Regions from separate parts of the Homo sapiens genome. Here region 1 is linked to region 2. A link is a loop called in an ENCODE intact Hi-C map of the cell type or tissue named here. Cell type or tissue: PC-9. All regions are shown on one strand. Each heading gives the region's core, and the rest is flanking DNA. Links, peaks and the distances in the headings are about the cores only. Region 1 has its middle 97 kb from the start of LINC02797. Region 2 has its middle 26 kb from the start of LINC02797.

The links. Peaks named below come from ENCODE experiments on the same cell type or tissue, not always from the same donor. Only the 100,000 strongest peaks of a DNase experiment are listed, where the experiment ranks them.
Region 1: it touches region 2 in a loop (9-fold over the local background); 1 of 110 quality-filtered maps calls a loop at or near these places.

Annotation. Positions count from the first base shown.
Region 1 is chr1:72,941,202-72,953,218 of GRCh38, reverse strand. No RefSeq gene overlaps it. Among named protein-coding and RNA genes, the nearest start is that of LINC02797, 97 kb to the right of the region's middle. In PC-9, for the core only: no CTCF peak of the experiment used is centred there; a DNase peak (open chromatin) is centred at 6,148.
Region 2 is chr1:72,869,796-72,881,812 of GRCh38, reverse strand. No RefSeq gene overlaps it. Among named protein-coding and RNA genes, the nearest start is that of LINC02797, 26 kb to the right of the region's middle. In PC-9, for the core only: no CTCF peak of the experiment used is centred there; no DNase peak of the experiment used is centred there.

The DNA.
Region 1 (12,017 bases), core at 2,754-10,753, 70 kb before region 2:
ATAAAATGTTTCTAAAGTTTACATAGAGAGACAAAAGAGCTGAAATAGACAATCCAATATTGAAGGAGAAGAACAAAGCTAGAGGACTGACACTCTCCACTTCAAGACTTACTATAAACATACAGTAATAAACACTGTATGGTACTGGAGAAAATAGAGACAAATAGATCAATGGAACATAATAGAGATCCCAGACATAGACCAAAATAAATATAGTCAATTGATCTTTGAAAAAAACAGTAAAGGCAATGCAATGAAGCAAAGATAGTCTTAAGAATGGTGCTGAAAAAATTAGACATTCACGCAAAGAAAATGAATCTAGACAGACCTTATACCATTCAAAAAGTTAAGTCAAAACAGATCATAGACTACTGTATGTAAATGTAAAACTATCAAACTTCTAGAAGATGACACAGGAGAAAAACTAAGTGAGCAGTACTGATTTGCTTTCCAACCAGAAATGAATGACAGTATCTGTTGCTTCACATCCTCAGAAGCACAATCCATGAAATGCACAATCCATGAAAAGAAGGCATAATCACCTAGAGCTCCTTAAAATTAAGAAAAATCTTCTCTTCAAAAGACAATACCAAGAGAAAAAGAAGACAAGCAGCAGTCTAGGAGACATTATTTGCAAAAGGCATATCTGATAAAGAAATCTTATTCAAAATACACAAAGAACTCCTAAAACTCAACAATAAGACCATTAACAAACTGATTAAAAAATGAGAAAAAGACCCAAGCAGACACAGACACCTCACTAGGGACGTACAAGTAGCAAGTAAGCAGTGAAAAGATTTGGGGCATCATATGTTATTTAAAAATTGCAAATTAAAACACCAGTGAGATATTGTTACATACAAAATAGAATGGCCAAAATCTAAAACACTGACAATACAAAATGCTATAAGGATGTGGAGAAACATGAACTCTCATTAAACAGTAATGGGAAAGCATATTGGCACTGCTATTTTGGAAGAGTGTTTGGCAGTTTCGTATAAAACTATACATATTCTTATCACACAACTCAACAACTGTGGCCTTGCACAGTTGTGTTGTGTTGTGTGTGTTATGTTTGCACATAGACATGTGGAGCAGCTTTATTTATAATTGCCAAAACATTAAAGCAACCAAGACACCCTTTGGTAGCTAAATGAATAAATAAACTGTGGTATATCCAGGCAATGGAATGTTATTCAATACTAAAATGAAGTTAGCTATGAAGCATTGAATAGACATGAAAGAAACTTAAATGCATGTTACTGAGAGAAAGTACACTCTGGAAAGGCTACACTCTGGAAAGTACACTCTGGAAAGGCATACACTCTGGAAAGGCTACAAACTGCGTGATTTCAGCTGCAAGACCTTATTAAAAACACAGTTACGGAGATAATAAAAAGATCAGGGGTTGACAGAAAGGAGTGGAGAGAGAGGGATAAATAAGGAGAGAACAGAGTATTTCTAAGGCAGTGAAAAATATTCCATATCAGACTATGTAGTAGATATATGTCATTACAGGTATATGCTCTTTTATCGTGATTCACTTTATTGTGCTTTGCAGATATCATGTACTGTGCAGATTTATGGTTTGTGGCAACCCTGTGTTGAACAAATCTGTAGGCAACATTTTTCCAACAGCATGTACTGTGTCACATTTTGGTAATTGTTTCAATATTTCAAACATTTTTATTATTATCATATCTGTGATAGTGATTTATGATCAGTGATCTATGTTGTTACTATTAAGATTGTTTTGGGGTGCCATGAACTGTGGCCATATAAGATGGTGAACTAATTCAATAAATATTGACCGGGCACAGTGGCTCACGCCTGTAATCCCAGCACTTTGTGGGGCTGAGGTGGGCAGATCACTTGAGATCAGGAGCTAAAGGCCAGCCTGGCCAACATGATGAAATCCTGTCTCTACTAAAAAGACAAAAATTAGCTGAACGTGGTGGTAGGCACCTGTAATCCCAGCTACTCAGGAGGCTGAGCCAGGAGAATTGCTTGAACTGAGGAGGCAGAGGTTGCAGTGAGCTGAGACTGTGCCACTGCACTCTTGCCCGGGAGACAGAGCGAGACTCTGTCTCAAAGTAAATAAATAAATAAATAAATAAATAAATAAATAAATAAATAAATATTGTATGTGTTCCAACACTGATGAATGATTTCCTTTATCTCTTCCTCTCTGCAGGACTTCCTTTTCCCTTAGAAACAACAATATTGTAATTAGGTCAGTTAATAACATTACAATGGTCTCTAAATATTCAAGTGAAAGGAAAAGTTTATGTCTTTCACTTTAAATCAAAACCTAGAAATGATTAAACATAGTGAAAAAATATGTCAAAAACAAAGATAGGCCAAAAGCTAGACCTCTTGTACCCAAGAGTTAGCCAAGTTGCAAATGGAAATGAAAAGTTATTGAAAGAAATTTGAAGTGCTACTTCAGTGAACACACAAATGATAAGAAAGTGAAATAGAGTTATTCCTCACAAGGAGAAAGTCTTAGAGGTCTGGAGAGAAGATCAAACCAGTCACAACAGTCCCTTAAGCCAAAGTTTAATTCAGAGCAAGGCTCTAACTCTCTTTAATTCTGTGAAGGCTGATAGAGGTGGGAAGCTGCAGAACAAAACTTTGAAGCTAGCAGATGTTGTTGGTTCATGAGGTTTAAGGAAAGAAGTCATCTTCATGATATAAAAGTGTAAGGTGAAGCAGCAGAGTCTGATGGTGATGCTGCAGTAAAAATCCAGAAGATCTAGCCAATATCATTGATGAAAGTGGTTACATTAAATAACAAATGTTCAGTGTAGACAAACAGGCTTCTATTGAAAGAATATACCATCTAGGACTTTCATAGCTAGAAAGAAGAAGTCAATGCCTGGCTTCAAAGCTCCAAAGGACAGGCTGACTCTTTTGTTAGGAACTAATGCAGCTGATGACTTTAAGTTGAAGCCAATGCTTATTTATCTTTCTGGAAATCCTAGGGCCCCTAAAAATTATGCTAATTCTACTCTCCTTTTGCTCTATAAATTAAACAACAAAGACTGGATGACAGCACATCTGTTTACAGTATGGTTTACTAAATATTTTAAGGCCACTGTTGAGACTACTGCTCACAAAGAAAAGATTCCTTTAAAATTATTACTGATCATTGACAATGCACCTGTTAATACAAAAGCACTGATGGAGATGAACAAGGAAATTCATGTTGTTTTCATGCCTACTAATACAGCATCTATTCTGCAGGCCATGGATCAAGGAGTAACTTTGACCATCAAGTCTTATTTAAGACATACACTTTATAGTTATGGTTGCCATAGGTTGTAATTCCTCTGAATAATCTGAGCTAAGTAAATAGAAAACCTTACGGAAAAGATTCACAATTCCAGAGGTCATTAAGAACATTTATGATTCAGGGAGAGAAGTCAAAGTATTAACATTAACAGGAGTTTGAAGAAGCTGATACCAACCCTCATAAATGACTCTGAAGGATTTAAGACTTCAGTGAAGGAAGTAACTGCAGCTATGTTAGAAATAGAAAGATAACTAGAATTAAAAGTGGAGGCTGAAGTTGTGATTGAATTGCTGCAATCTCATGATAAACCATGAACAGAAGTGCTTCTTACAGGAGAGCAAAGAAAGTAATTTAATGAGATGGAGTCCACTCCTGGTGAATGTGTTGTGAACATTGTTGATATGACAACAAACAGTATAGATGTAGAATATTACATAAACATAGTTGATAAAGCTTTGAAAGGCTTTGAAAGAATTGACTTCAATTCTGAAAGAAATTCTACTGTGGGTGAAATGCTATCAAACAGCATCAAATGCTACAGAGAAATCTTTCATGAAAGGAAGAATATATTGATGTGGCAAGTTTCATTGTCGTATTTTAAGGAACTATCAGAGCCACCCCAAGCTTCAGCAGCCACCACACTGACTAGTCAGCAGCCATGAACCTCAAGACAAGACCTTCCACTAGTACAAAGCAGCTTGCTAAAATATCAGATGATTGTTAGCATTTTTTACAATAAAGTAATTTTAATTAGGGTATGAGCATTTTTTAGACATAATGCTATTGCACACTAAATAGACAGGAGTATAATGTAGACATAATTTTATATGCACTGGGAAACCAAAAGTTTCCTGTGACTCGCTTTGATGCAACTCCAATTGGTGTTGTACCTCATAATCTATGGCTGATAATGATGTATCATTGTAGGTTTATCAGATGTAACAAATATACCACTTTAGTGCAGAATTTTGATGATATACATGGGCAGTTATGCATCTGTCAGAACAGGGGTTATCTGGGAACCGTACTTTCCATTCAATTTTGCTATGACTCTAAACTGCCCCCCAAAATTAAGTTTATCAGTTTAAAAATAGTGGTTTTAATAGGAAGAATTTTAGGTTAGGAGGTAGAATATTTGAATCCTAATTTATATCGCCCAATTTTTTTACCACAAGAAATAACCTTTTTAAACTTAATTTTTTACATCTGAAATTACTTACAGCAATACCAGACTCTTCTTCCTGGCACCTTGTCATGCTCACATTTATAGCATGTTCCAAGTGGTGATAAGGCAATTCCAAATCTGCAACTAGACTGTATGTTCCTCAAAATCAAGTACTATTTTTTTCATTGTTTTCTGGCTAACCAGAGTATCTGGCTTATAGTTACAATCAAATATTAATTGATCAGGTCTGAATAACTGAATATTGTTTCAAAAAATATAAGAGAGTTTACTCACAAACACTCCTCCATTTTTTCCTAAAAATTATTTTAAATAATATACTTTTTCAAGGAAGAGATAATCTATTACACAATTTTCTCTTCTGATCTAAATTTATCTCATGGATATGGTAATAGGTATAGTTTAAATTTTTTTATTAGTAACTGAGTTTTTATACTGCTAGCATTCCTGTCCCTAGATAATTCCAAGTATTTAATATAAAAATACAACTATTAACAATATGTCTATCTTTTCAAAAATTTTCTTTTAATTAAAATACCTGTTATTAACACCATTTTACTACAGAAATCTGCCAAGAAGTTAGATAAATATCTAAATAGATCTAGATAATTATATATATAGTTATATAGAGAGCAATATATCTATCTATAATCTATCTATCTATCTATCTATCTATCTATCTATCTATCTATCTATCTAAAATAATGAACTACAGTCACACATCCTAAATTTGAAGCCAGGTTCTGTGACCTCTACCTTGAATTTTGTTTTAGGGATGGGACTCTGGACATATCTAGATAGAAAATATGTACTGCCCATGTTTCCTTCTCTGAACTTTCAGTCTTAGGGATGCAGTATGTTAACTTATGAAATCAAAAATAACTTTGTTATTAAAATTTTAAATGTAAAATTTGCGGGTAAAGTTATTTTTCTTCCTCATATAGCAAAAGTTGTGCCAATACAAATTTTTTTTTAGTTTACATTATCCTTGCACACACCTCTCAGTTCCTGTGACACCTGTACATTGATTTCATATGCTATAAGTAGAAATAAATTTTAATATCTAATTCCTACCCTTTGTTTCAATTCAGTATTTGTAGTTAAGTATTCAGGAAGCAGCTGTGTCCCTTGATAATTCCATGCACTAAATACAAAGAGAATAGACAAAATTTAACATGATTGTTGTATTCAAGAATTCATGACATTTACATGTGTCACAAATATTGTATTTTAAAATCTCTATGCTAACAGAAGTCTTATGTCCTAATGCATTTGCCTTTCTAATACATAAGTAATTTAAAATTCAGTGCTGCCTCAAGAGTGTGGAAGCTCACTCACTTTCTCCAATACCCCTCCCAAACACATTTACTTCACTGAATATGCTAAACTGGACCTTAAATTTGCTGCCTATGTGCATGAGAATGAAAACCAGATGTCCATTGATAATGGTATTGCTGATGCTGACACTTTGTTAAACGAAAATTCTTGCAGTGTTGCTGAAGAAGCAGAAAATTTAACGTTTCTTCTTTGAATGAGTTTTACCTTTTTGTCTGGAAATTCTGTATGGCTGAGTAGACCCACAGAGAGGTAAGCATTCCAGGACTCAGAAAGACTATAAATAGTTGCCTAACAGTAACACAGTAATTATTCTAACATGGGGTTATATAAAGTCCAGTGCTCTAAGTTGACCACAAAGCAAAAGCTAGAAAAACAAGTTAGACTCACTTTAAAAAGAGCATTAATCAGTCCATACCGTATATTTTTTATCATTAGATTAGATTTTATTTTTCAAAAAAGTTAACTCACACATTCAAATGCTTTACAAACACTCTGAAATATATTGTGTAGTGAACCATTCTGACCTTTTTAAAATTCTTCATCTCAGTTGGCCAGTCATTTCAGTCTTTACAACAGGTTACTGTACTTTTTAATAGGAAGAGAAGGAAATGGTCAGCTCTTTCAAAATCTTGCTTAGAATACTGAAAAGGTCAACAAACTACAGCGGGGGAATATAAAAATGAGACAATTGAAATCTGATACCTCATTTTTATGACGAAGATTTTTGCAAGTATTGAAAATGTCACAACATGAAGTCAATTTTTAGGAATAGACCAGGACACAGCACATCATCACCCTACCATTAGCCTGTGGTCTCAACTTTGTGATTAAAAAACATACAGCTTTTCTTTTCTTTTGTTATTTTTATCAAAGATATATTCAGTGAGAATGCAGAACAGTGAAGAACAAGATTCAGTGGTTCTCAACCTCATTGATTTTGCCCCCTCAGGGGATGTTTGGCATCTGTTAAAGTCTGGAGATATTTTTGATTGTCACAACTTGGGGCAGGGGGTTGCTTCTGGCATATAAGAGGCCAGAGATGCTGCTAAACATCTTACAATACATGACAGCCCCCTATAACAAATATTTAATCAGGCCCAAAATGTCAATAGTGCTGTGATTGAGAAAATTTGTGCTAGAAGAATGTAAAATTTAGGATTTTTTAAAATCAAATTACATTTCCCTTCAACATAAAAGCTTTCATTATATTAAATCTGTATCAACAAAGTCCTTTTTATACAAAGAGTGCACAATAGATGTCTAAGCCTTAAGAAGAGATAAACAAAACAAAGCAAAACAAAATGTCTATTGCTGCTGGTGGTAGTTTTATATAAAAATAGAAAATGTGTATAATCAAAAATAGACATTTAGACCGCACAAACCTTAAATTATAAATTACTTTTTGAAACGGCATTTGTAAAACTACTGCTTTTCCTTTTAAATCTATGAGGTAAAATTTTTAGTAATTAATATATTGGGCAAGAAGACAAAATATCAGGTACCATTAATTTAAGTTGAAAATGTAATAAAGTAAGAAAGTAAAGGAACTAGAAACAACACATATAAAGCACTACTACATGTCTATTTAGTGCTATTACAGGCTATTTAGTTTTATAACACCTCCAATCTATTGTCTTACTTCCCCTAAATCCAACTTCTTGAAAGGGAAGACCAATCATACTATCTCTTGACTCAAATCTTTCAGAACCTCTACATTGCATAGGGCAGGGAAGGTTTTTTATAAAGACCCAGATATTAAATATTTTAAGTATTGCAAGCTATGTAATATCTGCTACCAATACTCAACTCTGTGGCTGTAGTGTAAAAGCAGATGCAGACGATATGTAAACAAATGGTATGACTGTGTTCCGATAAACCTTTCTTTGAGAAAACAAGAGAGGCTGAATTTGGCACAAGGATGATAATGTGATATAACCCTAAAGTTAAAGTTCAAAATCTTTTCTATGACATACATTTGGCCTTTTTCAATTCTTCCATTTCATCTCAAAGTTTATCCATACTCTGCTGTATCTCATGCTCCAGGAATACAAATTATTAACAGTTCTTTGAACAAGCATATCAGGTTGGTTCATGCTTTGTGACCTGACATTGCTTCATCAACCTGGTAATGGTTTCCCGGTGTTTGGTAAAAACCTATTCCAAGTGAACACTCATATGAAACGTCACTCTTTCCCATCCCTCACTCCCTGTCCCTTCCTTCTAGGCTTGGTCTCCCACTGCTGTGCCTCAGTGTACCCTCTGTGGACTGCTACTATCCAATTTTAAATAAATAACTGAAATTTATTTACATACCCTTCCATGCTAGATATGAACAAGTGGCATAACTAACAAGAACACAACACCTTGCCTGAACATCATAGACATATAATAATTGCTTTTTCGGCAAAGTAAATTTCAGTCCAATTTAAATGTGAAAATAATTTTCTGCCAAGATAGGCTCTACTGAGTTTTGTAATATGTAACCATATATAAAATATGGCACTGCTTAAGGTGTAGCCTAAAAATAATACATATAAGTCATGATTAGTCACAACATAAGCATTTTTAGCTTTAAGATAATCAAAGTGGAATTTAAAATATAGAACCATGGAGAACACAGCAAATGAAACACAATTTAGGAAACTTAAATAAGAAAAAGTGGTAAAATAAAACACAGATGAGATTACAGTTTAAGGAAGAGGAGGAAAACAACAAAAATATCCATCAGTCTGTGACATTATCAAGGCTCCAGGTATAGAATTTATGTATTAATATTTATACTTAAACTTAATTACTTATACTTAATTACTTTACACTTATACTTTATACTTAAACTTTTAATGGTAAAGGCTGCAATTACTTTTGCACCAAAGTAATAGCGATTCTTTCCCATTGTAATCACAATGCCTTTGTCTAATTACCAATTCACAAGCCAGTCTTTTCATCTTAGCAGTAACTAGCACTGATGTAGCCACAAGTGCATTCTAAGTCTCTTATGAAAGAATGGATGATTTTGAGTATAACTTACCTTACAATTCTGTGAATTTTGAAATTCCATTTTTAGTACACTGTTTCTGCAACAGATTCTCGAGAAGTGATCTTTCAGTTCTCAAATTAAAGCAGTCCCTAAGGTGGAAGTCCTATTCCCTCATTATTTTGTCAGCGATCTACTTTCTGATTTCTTGGCTTTTGTTGTGAATTGAAACACATAAATATTGGTACTGTTTTAAGTGGTTTATAGAAGAACTATGATTTTCCTATGCCTCGCTTCAAACTATTTAGGAAACAAATTTAAAGGCTATTCAGGGAAGGGCTTGAAATTGATGAAGACAGTAGAGTGACTGAAGAAAGAAGTGTGTTGGAGGTAAATATATAACTCTTGGGAAAGTGAGAAATAAAACACTAGTCAGCCAAATGTTTAAAAGTGTAAGCCCTCACTAGAAATGAGAAGCCATTTAGTGATGTGTTCAGATTTGGTGTAACTCAGAAATGGAAGGAAGTTAGAGAAAAGACAACTTGGGTAGAGCGCATGAGAAACTTCCTGACAGTGAAAACTGCTGGAATATGGAATTACCCCTCAAGGGAAGTGGTAGAAGTCACATCACTTGAATGGTTGAAATCAAGAGAGACAAAACACCACTGAAAGTTATTTATTTGTTGATTCTGCATAGCAATTGTTAAAGTCCCTAAGGGAAGTGTTCTATCAAAAAGATGAGATTTCTGAGGCTCTCTTCAGTTGTTCTGAGTTTCTGTTTTCCAAACTTTATCTACAAATAACAAAAGAACAATGTGTTTTATATTCTATTTCCAAATAGTTATATTTTTAAAATAACAGAATGTTATTCTCAACAAAACATACTTGAGTATTCTATAGATGGTGTATTCTTTATTTTGTCCCATTTTAAGTGAAAAAAAAGAAATTTGCCATCACGGTTCCTAAGGACTGTATCCTCATTTCCATACATGATTGTATACATTAAAATCACTTTATATTTTTCAGGTTTAGTTTATGCCTTCATAATATGGTGATCTACAGTGATATAATTTTTATAAGGGTTGGATGAACCATAAAACAGTATAAAATATAATTTGGTAAAGGCTAATTACATAGTGTAGATTATACTGTTTTCATCTTCACAGTTGAGATTACAACCTTGTTCTAAATTGATTATATATTTAAGTTTCTTTTTTCTTGAAGTGATGATGACTTGTGCTAATATAGCACACTCTCATAGTTATTCTTGTGTCTTAGCCATTGTAACAGAGGAAGGCAATGACAATAAAACAGTGAAGTTCATCTGGAACTGAATCATAGCTTTAGTGGCTATAATAGAAGAGCTTCCTAACTGATTTGAGTAGCTGTCTATGTATGTGCATATATGTGTGTGAGTTTACACATACATGTTCACAAATAACTAAATCTCACAAACAATTTGGACCATTATTGGCCAGTTTTCTCAATTTAATTATGAGGACACTTCAAAGTTGGACAGAAAAGCTCAAATCTATTTAAAGATTGTTCTAAACATTACCTACTTACCACGTTCTACCTGAAGCAGCAATGAATCTTCAGCAGAGATAGGATGGGCTGTTTCTCAAACAGAATGGCAGAAAAGAAATGCCTAAGTTCATACATATTATTGAGTGCCTCATAATGCAACTATAAAATTCTGCAAACCTATTTGGGGTAATTCTAAAGCGAGAGCCAAGTGCAGACCAACAGAAACTGTGATAACAATATCATTTGGCTAATGTGCTGTTTATGTATACAAAATGCTTTGCAAATGGTAAAGGGAAAATCACCAGCAGAATAGTTTCTAAAAGCATCTTAGTTTTCTAAAGCCATACTTATCTAAAATTGTAACAAAGAACAGCAGGAGGTGTGTGACAATGAAGCCAGTACAAAGTGAACGAAGTTTCAGCCAAATGTCAAAATATAACGAAAGAATTTCTGAGGCAAAAGAAAAAAATGTATTGGGAAATGGGAATACAGTAGTTTTATAGAGATTTGGAACTTTAAATTATTCAAAACTGGTACAATCGAAACTAAAACATGTGCATGTGTACCATCTGCTTGCCTCCAAAGAGGAGTCTTTGGAGAATTAATTTCAGCTGCCAGAGTTGGAGGAAAGGAAACTGGTCTCCAGTTTATCCAAATCATTACTTGAAAACAGGAACTCAAGAACAGAGAAGAGACTTGGGCCGTCTGGCTCTGTCTCCATGGAGAGATATTCCTTAGAGATTTCAGCAGCTGCAGAAAAATATAGGTTGAGAGAAATGAGGTACAGCCTGCAAAGTCAAATTAAGGCTAAGAGAAGTGTTTTTGCTCCAAAACATGTTTTAAGAGTAGTTACTAATACTTGAATAGAGATTTAAACTCTCACAAATATTTTGTCTTGAAGTAAACAAACTAAGTTTTCCAGTAACGCTAAATCATGCTTTGTTAAGTTATGCTTAGGCCACACATCTTTTCTTCCTGCTCTACTAACAAGAAAGTAGAACCTGGTATTTGCTGCCTAATTTGTAAAATGAAGGATCAATGCTCCAGGGAGTTATTAAGTCCCTATGTCTAGTGAATCTTTATTTAATAGTATGAGGACTTTCACTTGTGAAACTAAAGGACATGTTTACATATTTAGTCTTTGCTTTTAGAATAAACCATAAACAAATAGTTATTGTGTTTCTACAAGTAAAATAATATAAAGAAGCATAAGTCATAGTCTGCGATTTTAATAACTCTAAATTTAAATAATTAGAATTAAACATACATGTTTAAAAACTTAACCATATAAGAAGTCAATAGCAATTCAAAAAATGTTGAAAGACAGCATATGACTAATTACTAGTCAAAAGCTACATATTATAGGGATTGCACATTCAAAGAAAGATGAAATCATCTGTGGGTTAAAGTAGATATAAAAGACTTTCTAGGTATCAAATTTGAACTGAGTGGACGAAGAGGCTAGCAATAGTGAAAATAAGCTGTGAAAAATCCAAGAATGGCACAGGTATTAGCTTTACTCACTAAAGAATATCATGGATAAATTAAGTGATGGATGGAATGATAGGTGTATGGATGGATGAAAAATGATAGATAGATAGATGGATAGATAGATAGATAGATAGATAGATAGATAGATAGATGATAGACTGTTTTTCAAGTACAACAGCTCCACTAGGTGAGACATATACATGATGAAT
Region 2 (12,017 bases), core at 1,523-9,522:
CCTAAATTCTAACTCTTGGACTACTTATTTTTTACCTCTATAGAGTGTAAGCTCCTCAAGGTCATGGATCATATTTTAGCTATATATTTTTCTATAGGCTGCTGCACATGTCTTGTATAGGGTGGCAGAGAATAGAATACTGGGAGAAGCACCAGAGTTGGATACATAATGCCTTCCGTATGGTCATGACTCTACTCCAGTTGGCTATTTGGCCTAGAACCAGCTATTTGTCCTAGAACCGATTCAGAAATTAATATCTCTGAATTTTACTTTTCTCATTTCTAAAGCAGAGATAATAATGTATTTGCGTTTAAGTTATATAATGTTTCTGTGAAAATCAAATATGCTTCAAGTTTCCTTGTAAACTAAATAATACATATTTTATTACAATAAATGCTTATTGAAATGCATTGTATTCATAAAATTGTATTCACTATGGTGAAATCTCTTATTTTTTTAAGAATCATTTTGAATGTGATGTTAGTTTCAGTTCGGTGCTTATTAAATGAAAGAGCAGTCTAATTGTTCTCTCCACTTTCTATTCCATACAACCCTAGTGAAATCTACTTGTATCATGTTTCATAAGATCAGACAAAATAAAATGTTAAGAACAGAAGTTTCAAGAGTAGAAAATTACTTTTTATGCCTTTTGGGAGGATGTCTAAATGAGAAAATGTACTTCCATTTAAAAATGGATGGATCTTTTTTTTCTCTGTAAGAGGATGATAACTCCAAACTGAGTGAAGTAAGGGTCAGAGTTTTCTGGAAATTGAATACTACTGGCTGATAGTGAGCCATCAGAATGAAGGGCATAGACATTCCCTTTTGGTGGTGGTCTATTGTGGAAGGGCTATTGGAAATTATATCTAAGTTCCTCAGAAGCAATATTATAATAATTTTTAATAAAGCTAGGCAGGAATGTCAAGCAATATCATATGTATGAATACCAGCTAATATTTAAATAAAAGTTATTCAGAAGTAAAAACTTGAAAAATATGACAGTGTCTTTAGGAATTAGAACACACAACTTAACAATTAGATAAATTACTACTTTTAAAATAAAAACTACCAAGGGAAAGCACAATTATTTTGAGTAAAAAGCTCCGCTTCTAAAACAAAGATTTAAAATAAATTAAGAAAAACTTATGACTAAATGATCAGAATAATCATAAGGAATCATTAAAGGGTGTATTTTTGTTCTTTCATAATGTTTTATTTTAGACATTGGTCTTTCTTACATGGAAAAAAAAGTTCTTACTGATGATTGACAAGAATTTCAATGCCAGCAAGCAAATGCCAATAGGAAAAACTCAGGAATAAATTACATAATAGACAGCTTAATGTAAGAGTAATGTTATTTCCAATCTTTCCTCAAGTTTCACTAATAATGTTTTTGGAATACTTCAATGCATATGTTTTTTCAAATCACTGAAAGTTGAACGTAGTGCCTTAGAAATTATTATTCATAAAAGTCATCATATTGAATCATTTTACCTCTTTCCCTGACATTGAAGCCATGTAATAAATAAGAAGCATAAGAAGATGTAAGAATAAGAATAAAATAATTCAATCAGGGTTAGCATGCACTGTACTTGAGGACTCATTTATTTATTTATGTCTTGTGGGAAATGGAACACTGAAATGTGACATTTTTTCATTTAAAAAATGGGAGCCTAGCTGTACAGATATTATACTTTTTTAATAAGTATAACTTTATCTTCATTATCTAGTATGTGTCAAATCCCAAATACATCTTAGTTGCATACCACATCCATGTTTTAAAGCTTATTCTGTAATTTTATAATTGCATTTCCTCTGCTATTTTTTTCACTCTGATTTCCTCATGCATCATATTTAATAATCATGTCTCTCTCTCTCTCTCTTCTTGTGTGTGTGTGTGTGTGTGTGTGTGTGTGTGTAGATTTTATATATGTATCCACACATATATATTTATTGTGTGGTGTAAGTATAATAATGATTCTGCCTTGAGGACATGTTGTAAATAGCTGTCCAAAAATATTATTTCTTTATAAACATGATAATTGTTGGAGTTCTGGAAAAGTTTAAATCCTTGCAGCCTGAATGGAAAAACTATTCCATTCCCTCTATATGTAAATATTCCATTTATTCTAATAACTATAGATTTTCTATACATAATTAATTTTTGTTACTTCTATTCAGATTATTAGAAAATTTTACAATGTGTACTATGTATTGAAATGGAATGCCTTGCTTATTTTTCTGAGAAAATAGAAATGGCCAGTATCAAATAATTAAAAAGGAATAAGCATCAGTAAAATCAGGGTTATGAGTATATAACTTTGGCATTAGTTATTTTTTAAAGTAATATTTCACTGTACACACATTTTATGTTATTCACTATGGCACATCCTGACCAGAAAGGTAATGTGACCCACAAGACTTTATATTACTAGAAGCTTTGAATGTATACCACAATTTGAATTTGAATTCAAAATATGTAGTATCTAGATCACCCTGGACAAACTGCTTGAACTGGGATAATTATATCTAACTTATAATACTGTCATGATGATTTAAAAAAAAGTATTCAGAAAGAGCTCAGTACAGTGTCCATCACAAAAGCACTCAATAGCAGCGCTACTTTTAACATTCTTATTTAGAGATGCATTTTGCCTTCCAGAAGCTTACAGCTTGGGCAATCAACCATACCTGCGCTGTATGATACAGACTAGAAGGGAAGTGAGCAAAGGTTCAATAAAAGCCTGTAGGAGACAAATCACCACACCATCTCAGAGCTGTGAGACTCTAATAAGAGAATGAGCATGCCCCTAGATTTTCAACACTGTGCTCCCAATCACTGCAGAATGGTTTACTCTCAGCTTATTTGATGTTATTTGGCTACACAGACTACAAAGTGGTCATTTTAAACAAACTCATGTAAGTTTTTTTGAAACTATACCATGGAATATTTAAAATAAAAACTAGATTAGTATGAAGTATATCATTATTTTTTAAATATTTATATTTCTCAGTGGATATTTTGCCATGTAATTATAAAGAAGGGAAATGCATTTGAAACCCTCATTATTTGCCAGAATCCCTTAGTACAGTATGGAATACTACAAGAATCTCCTATTTCGCAGCTAGCCCATTGTATTAGTTAAGGCTCTCTAGAAGGACAGAACTAATAGGATATATGTATATAGGAATGGGAGTTTATTAAGGAGAATTCACTCACACGATCACAAGGTGAAGTCCCACAATAGGCCATCTGCAAGTTGAGGAGCAAGGAAACCAGTCCCCAAACCTCAAAAGTAGGGAAGCAGACAGTGCAGCCTTCAGTCTGTGGCCAAAGGCTCGAGAGCCCCTGGAAAACCACTGGTATAAGCCCAAGAGTCCAAAAGCTGAAGAACTCGGACTCTGACATTCACTGGCAGGAAGCATTCAGCATGGGAGAAAGATGAAAGCCAGAAGAGTCACCAAGTCAGCTTCTTCCACCTTCTTCTACCTGCTTTTTCTAGCCATGCTGGCAGCTGATGGGATGGTGCCCATCCACATTATGGGTGATTCTTCCCAAGGGTGGGTCTTCCTCTCCCAATCCACTGACTCAAATGTCAATCTCTTCTGGCAACACTCAAGTACATCGAGAAACAATACTTTGCATCCTTCAATCCAACCAAGTTGACACTTAACCCCCACAAGTCCACCTGTTTTCAACTTGAACACACACACATATCCTGAAGTCATAGACAATCTCCAAAAAAAGACAGACAATAAGGTCATAATTCCACCTAATAAAATACATCCATCATTCATACAACTGTAAGCACACCAATCCTTAACCTAAATGTTGTTACTATTACATAAAGCGAACAACACTTAAATGCTAATGAGAAGTCAATAAATCTTATGTCTCATGATAACACAAAAATAAAGGAAATAAAATGAAGATATTTTCTTAGTATATCCATGCACAAACATGTTCTTAACAAAATAAAGAGGAAATATTCATTTCCTCCTTACTTTCCTCATTTCTGCATCTGGTCATGTGGTAATAGCTGGAACTGATGAATACCTTCTTCTCCTACCCATTTCATATTCCCTTTACCTTCAGCAAGCACCTCAGTGGGTCATGATTTTTACCTAGTATAGCGACCCAAACTTCATTCCTGAAGGGTCTGGGCCATTTGTAATCCTGCCCTTCTTAGCTTGTTGATTTAGAGGTAGGAGGAGCCCAAAGTGGCCAGTTGGCAATCTTAAATTCCAGTTTAACCGAATAATTGCTGTGTCTCCTAGTGGCAGCATTCCTCCCTCTGGAACTAAGACCCCTAGGCCAACAGACCATAATGTCGTGGGAACAGGAGGCAAAATTTTGCTAGTGGGTCACTAGGGGCGGTGGTGAGTGGTGACACTTCCGCTCCCATGATCCTGCATAATACACTATACTAATAGTTTGGTTTGTTGTTGTTTAGCCCAACTTTTGATATAGATCTTAGATCCATTGATCTTGCAATGTATAAATGTGAAATTTTTTCTCTTTATCAGTCCCAGGCAAGATTTTATTATGTGTTACTTATAAAACTTAGCTTGCTATTTTCAAATTGGTTTTGACATAAAAGTTGAGAAATAAGAGAAAACACCATGTCAAGAATAGTGCCGATGCCTTTCTCAGGTTGGCAGTCACCCTTGACACCCTACTGCTGACAGGAGGGCTTTTTCAGACAGATGGGTCCCCAGGGACACTTAGCAAAGTAGCAATAAGAAACACATTATGGATATCTTCTACTTTCTGAAGAAGGCAAAAATTCTGAAAAGCTTAAGGAGAAAAAAGAGTATGCAGAAATGAAATGAAAATAACTGACATTGTCTAGCCAACTTAGGAAAATTATAGGTTAGTCAAATAGATAATCATTTACTGCCCAAATTTCTGAATCTTTGTGATCAAGAGTCAGAAAATGCCTTCTGAGGCTACCTATAGTCAGGCTCAACCATATATCTTCATGGGAGAGGGAATTACCTAGCCTGTAGGTTCAACTTTCATAAACATTTTTATACAAGTAAAAAATCAGTTTAAGATAAATGTCTAATAATTTACTTAAGAGCAAGATTGCCAAAAAACAAAACAAAGCAGGATATTCAGAAATATCTGAATTTTAGATAAGCAATAAATACTTTTGTACTACACGTATTTCCCAAATACTGCATGGGATATACCTATGTAAAATATGCATGAGGTCTATTAATCGTAAGATACTAAAAATGTATCTTTTGTTAATCTGAAATTCAAATTTTATTAAGTGACTTAGGTTTTTATTTGTGAACTTGGCAATCTTATTTAGCAGTCAATGTTTTAGAGGAAATTAAGAGGTATGGGAAAGTAAGAGATATTTTTCCCTCTGCTTGGTAATTATTTAGTTTGTTAGTGCTGCTGTAACAAAATAATTTGTAATTAATAGAAATTATTTATACATTTGATATAATTTGTAATTTATAAACAATAGAAATTTATTTTCTCATAGTTCTGGAGCCTGGGAAGCCCAAAATCACAGTGGCATTAGATGTGAAGTCTCATGAGGGCCTGCTCTTGTTGACAGCTGTTGTGAAATCTTGATTCTTGTCTTCTCAGTTTAAGATACTTTAAACAAGAGACATGCAGCAAAGAAGATGAAGCTTAGATAAATTTATTGCAAAGGAGAAAGAATATTCTGAAAGTTAGGTGAAGACAGTATAGAGAGTATACCCTGAGAGAGGATTCAGGGCAGGTTGCTCTATGGATAAGACAACAAAGACTGGCACTAAGGAGACTCCCTTTATGGGAGTCTTACATGATTATTCATAAGGGGGTGGGAGCAGGTGTTACTAGAAACCATGTTTTGGTTGGTCCTCTGGGTGCACATGCATAGTAGCTATACATGCTTGTTCATACCTTGGATATCTCATTACCACCTTAAATGTCCACAAATAGTGTGTTTTTCACTATTATAATGAGCAAAGGGTCAGTCTAAGGACAGGTAAAATCAAAATGCACATGTTCTCTATAGGGGAATTTTCCTACTGGAGATGCTTTGCTTGAATGAACTTGACGACAATGCATATGATGGGGCATATTGTGTTAGTGCAGTCGCCACAGTTGTTGCATCCTGAGGACGTGGTTACTTCCTTGGCTACCTATCCTGCATCACTTTCTGTCTCAAAGATGGCACCTGAACACTGTGTCCTCGCGTGGCAGAAGGGATGGAAGGGGAAAAGACAAAAAGGAGCAAGAAGCTCCCTTACACTTTATCTATAAAGTCATTAATCCCATTCATGTGAATAGACCTCTCATGACCTAATCACCTTCTAAAAAGCCCCACCTTCTAACACCAATTCCTTGGTGATTAGTTTTTGCCATATGAATTTTGGACAGATTTGTGCATTCAGTAATGGTAGGGGATGAGAAGAGAACTGGTAGCACCTATGTGTGCCCATGTTATTATAAAATAATGCCTAGAAGAGCTACACTCCTCTCTTTTAGTAAGTGATTTTAATGAATTACCAGTCTGTCAGGCTTTAGTAGAATAATAATTTTCATCCAGTGAAACTGAAATTAATGCTCATTACAATTTTGAACACCAACTTTATACGGGTAATATGTTAGGTGCTTTAAGTCATTTACTATTTTATATATTTGACCCATGGCTATGTGAAGTAGATTCTTTGTGATCATTTATAGGTTAAATAAACTAAGACTCAGAATGCTTCTGTAATTTGTCCAAACAAACAAAGCTAATGAACCAGTTATTGTTGATGATGAGGAAGATTATACTATTAACATTGATTTACTATTATGTTTTAGGAAACATATGTACACGCCCTGAGATTAACTATTTTACATGCATTATCTCAATATCCACAGTAGCCCTATGCACTGAGTGTAAATATTATTATACCAATTTTATAGATGATGAAATTGAGGCTTTAAATGGTTAAGTATGTTACTTTCCCCATGGTCAGACAACTAGTAAGTTTTGGAATCCGTATTAGTTACCAGGCCTCTTTTAATCTAAATGTCAACCATAATTGCATAGGCTCAGTAATTTCTAAAACACTGGAGCGTTGTTTAAAAGCACAAGTTCCTGGCCAAGCGTGGTGGCTCACGCCTGTAATCCCAGCACTTTGGAAGGCCTAGGCGGGTGGATCACGAGGTCAGGAGATCGAGACCATCCTGGCTAACACGGTGAAACCCCGTCTCTACTAAAAATACAAAAAATTAGCTGGGCGTGGTGGTGGGCACCTGTGGTCCCAGCTACTTGGGAGGCTGAGGCAGGAGAATGGCGTGAACCCGGGAGGCAGAGCTTGCAGTGAGCCGAGATGGCGCCACTGCACTCCAGCCTGGGCGACAGAGCAAGATTCCATCTCAAAAAAAAAAAAAAACAGAGATTCCTACTGATTCAGGATCTCTGAGATGGTGGCCTGGATGTCTCCATATTAAATGTATCTATCATTTTCCCAGTTGATTCTTATAGTGACAAGTCATGGACATGCAAAAGCCCCATTGTTTCAGATTGACTGAGAGCTCTACCTCGGATTGTGTTCGACAAACTGGATAAAATTTACTGGAATGGATAGCACAATGGGTAATGCTGTGTTTTATTCTTTTTTTTTTTTTCTTTAACTACCATCTCAAGTCTTTTGGATTACCTCACTCTTCTGGCATCACAGAATGACAGATGAACTTCTCTAACTTGTGTTCAGTGATTTTCGCCTTAAAGCATATATTTTAAAGAAAATGCATTTTTTATTCCTAAATTATTAGTTTTTGTTATTTTCCAGGATAATACCCCTAAGTCAGAATAAAATAATATTTCAAAGCCTGCATATTGTTATCATCAATGTCATTGCTTATGGGATACACATTTGAAATAAGTACAAGTCACATAGAATTAGAGAGAAATCAGTTAAACACCAAAAAAACACAGGGAAATAGGATTGAGATGTTGAAGTGTTTTGTGATGGTAAGAGAGAGAAAAAAATAGAATTTAGGATTTCTAAATAAGAATAGAAAAATGTAATGGGCCCACTTAACCCAAAGGAGCCTAAAAACCATTAAGCCATATCTGGTGAAGGCACATATATAATGATTTGTAGAATCATTGATAATTCAAGGAGATGAACATCTCCAGCATTTCATGAATTTCTAAAAGAGAAAGCTGGAGCAATGATTGTTGGAGGATTAAGAAAACTGTTAATGAATTTTAAAGACTGAGCTCTAGATAATTTAAAACAGAGACACAGAAGTCTTTGCACTTTTCTTTCATTCTAATTCAAGGAAGTGAATTGCATGACTTGTGATAAGAAATATAATCAAGAATAGATTAACTGTCCTAATACAAATTCTACAAAAACATGTTTGAGAAGGAATTGGTATGTCAATTATTCCTATTTTAACTTAATATGTTTTACCCTCCTTACAACCCTTAGACATGGCCAGCTATATTATGTGATCTTGTATGTTCAGTTAGACATCACTGGATTTCCAATATATTATCTGGTTAGAAAACAAAAAAATATGGTGTTCTTTCTCTGGCTGTTGAATGAGAAAGTATATGAAAAGGTAGTCAGTCAGAAGTGACATATAAGAAAAGACACATTGGGTATAAATGATTGATGTTAATAGTCCAATATTAGTGCACAGGCTCATAAACTGCTCCCCAGTGGTACCCAGTGATGAAATTTGTTCCCTTTGTAATGTCAGAACGCTCAGAATTTTTTTTTAATTTCTATGAGATGTGTCTTCCCCTTAAAAACAATCCCATCCTCTTTTATTTCAATTAGTTTGGATTTCTCTTTCTGAAATTTAATAAATTATAATTCAAAGAATAATCTACTAGTATTTTCCTCTCTTTCTCTCTTCCTCATACCATCTGTGATTGGGAAAGCAAAGAGAGAATGAAGTTTTCATTTAGTGACAAGTTGAAATGAATGCTAACGCATGTGTAATCTCTGAAGAAAAAAGAGTCAGAAATTATCACTACCTTCCCCATAGGTCTGTCTCTTGTTAATTACATTAAACAGATTTTTAATGCTGCAATTTAAGTTACATGCAACAAGGGAGTTTAAATTTTTTTGAGTGTTTTATGATTTCTTTATGCAGCCTTTTGTCATGACTATTATATGAACTTAAAACATTTTGTTTGTAAAATTATATTTATTGTAACTCTTAAAATCCTGCTTTATTTTTGTTTTTTTCTTACTCCAGACCTTACCTTTGTCAGAATGAATTTCGGAATATCAAGTTAAATAGAATTTAAAGCATATTAAGTAATTGCTAGCATGCACAAGAACCATTATAGCTCACATTGCACCTTGACATCAAGATGAAAATAAAACTGCTTTGCTTGTTGCCAGTATAGGAAATGGCATTTATAGACATTTTGAAGAAACAGCTGCAATTTACCAAAAATGACTTGTTTATTAATACTGTAATAATTTACATTCACTGACTTCACTGAATCCAACTTATTCAATATAAAATGAGATGGCATTTTGGGGTATCGGAAATATAAAGTCAAGCCTGAAGTAAGCCAGAAATTATGGTTGCCCTGTATGTGTATAAGGGGTCCCATTAAACATATAATACTGGAAGTTGAGTCTTATATTTCTGTTAGTAGAGAATTATAGGTGAATATGCAATTATTCATATATGTAGGGAATTTTGGAGGTTGAAAAATAAGGACTGCCTGGGTATTGCCCTTCACTTATTAGTCCTATGTTTCCCTAGAGCTCCCTTTTTTGTAAAACAAAGATAATCAGTAGTTACTGTATAGGATTGTTGTGAATATTAAATGAGATAAGACAAATATGTGCCATATTGCCTGATATTAAAATGACCTAAAAAGCAAATATAATCTAATTTAAAACTCAAGTATAGTTAGAAAATAGAACACTGTATACAAAATTAGTTAGTATCCTTGATCAAGGAAAAGCTGTTTATAGTAAAGATAGAGTAAAATGCTTCAACCCCACAAAATTATAAGATTTTTTACCCATTCAAATACTTACTGTAAGTACTTATGTAAACATAATTATGGATAAAATCTCATCTCTTATGCTCCTTACAATTTGCAGTAAATAATTTAACTTTATGTAAGTTTCATAAAAGATAGAAATAAACCTGTTCCTGAGGCCTTATAGACACTGACACATGTTAGTTTCAGAATAGGCAGAGAGAAGATGGAGCAATTAAATGGTCTCCCAAGCCTTAACCACAAGAATCAAGTAAGGAATGAGACCTTCGGACTTGACCAGGAACAGTGACAAAAACAGAGCCAGAGTCGAGCAGCGAGGGTAGAAGTGGAGGACAGGAAAGGAGAAAAGAGCCCAGTTAAAAGGTGTTGCAACCACTATCAGAATAACTCTAAAACACAATCCAATGGGAAATTAAGATTTGTTTTGCATCATCCTATTGATTCTGATTTATGTGCATCATCTGTTTAAACTCTTTGGGCCATGAATAGTACATTTGAGTTATGTGAACATTCTGAATATAGTTACTAAGATACAACTTTTGGGGAGGCAGGTACTACCGATGGGCTCAAGGTTATTTAATCACTTTTCTACCTCACAGGCTGTGAACTTATAGTTTTCAAACTCCAGGAAAATGCAGCTTTAATATAGTCACAAATCTGTGGCTCAGGGAGGTAACAATAATGGTGTATAACATAAGGCTTTTATTTGTTTGTACGTGCATTTATGTGTGCGTGTTTGAATAGGAATACTTACTTTCCTTTTTAAGATCATCAGATGACAGAAAATGAGTACCAAAATCTAAATTCAGTTTTTAGAAATACAGTTTAATATTTTAAAAATTAAATTTATTACAATTTTATTTTCTTACAAATTAAAATTGAATTTCTGAAGTAATTGTCTTCAATATATTCATAGGCTTACAACATATATAAAATATATTGATTAAATATAATCAATATTATAATAGTGAGTAAATTTAAAGACTACAAAAAATCAAAGAAAGGCAGAAAGACAGACAAAAAATATCTGTAATACTCATCAGGAATTATTGGAAAGGTTTCAAAAACTGTTGGTATGATCATAATATGGTGTGGATTATACAAATGTTATTATTGTGTGTGATAATAAGTGTTAAGAGTATATGATCCATGTTATTCATATAGGATACAAAGATATATAAGAACTCTGCAAATGTGTCATTTTTAGGTTTGACATAGGTCCCAGTCTGCCTGAGAGATCCCTTCTTTGAGCAAGTTGTTTCATTGTAATTATTAATGGCATTATCTTTTACTTTTAAATTGTTCTGATTGAGTTGACTAATTATATGTTCACCATCTGTCACATGGGATCTGGTAACTGGGTTTCAGCGAAGCCAAATTAGCTTCAAAATTAAAAGAATCTCCCATTCCATTCCAATCCCAACTACTAGAACTTCTGAAGATAAACTGGTCGAAAAGACAGGAGCCATTGCTTCCAGGTGTTGTTTTCCAACTACATTGTGCTGAATGACCTACAGTGAGCTGGCTTGGGGTTCAGTGCTGGCCTGGAAGGGATCCATATAACTGTCACTATGCAACAGGTCCACATGGGTTTTTCTTCCTAATCCTTCTCACTAGTAAGTTACAAAGAGAACTTTGGGGACCTGCTTTGTTTGTATTTATTGACCATTTAAAAATGAGTTATTGTTTAGAAGACATTACTCTTGTTAGATTTTATTGTTTGGAGAGTTCCAGAACACTTTTAAACCACTTTTAGAAGAATAAAGCAAAATGCAGTTCAGTGGTCATAAATTCAACCAGACAGGCAATGTAGTGAGAAGGTAAAGAAAGAAAGATTCAGTTGTGAAATGAAAATGTACATTTAAGCTGCAGGTAACTTCTGGATAGAATTGCTAGGATAAAACATTTTTTCCTTCCTTCCTTCCTTCCTTCCTTGCTTCTTCTTTCCTTCCTTCCTTCCTTCCTTCCTTCCTTCCTTCCTTCCTTCCTTCCTTCCTTCCTTCCTTCCTTCCTTCCTTCCTTCCTCCT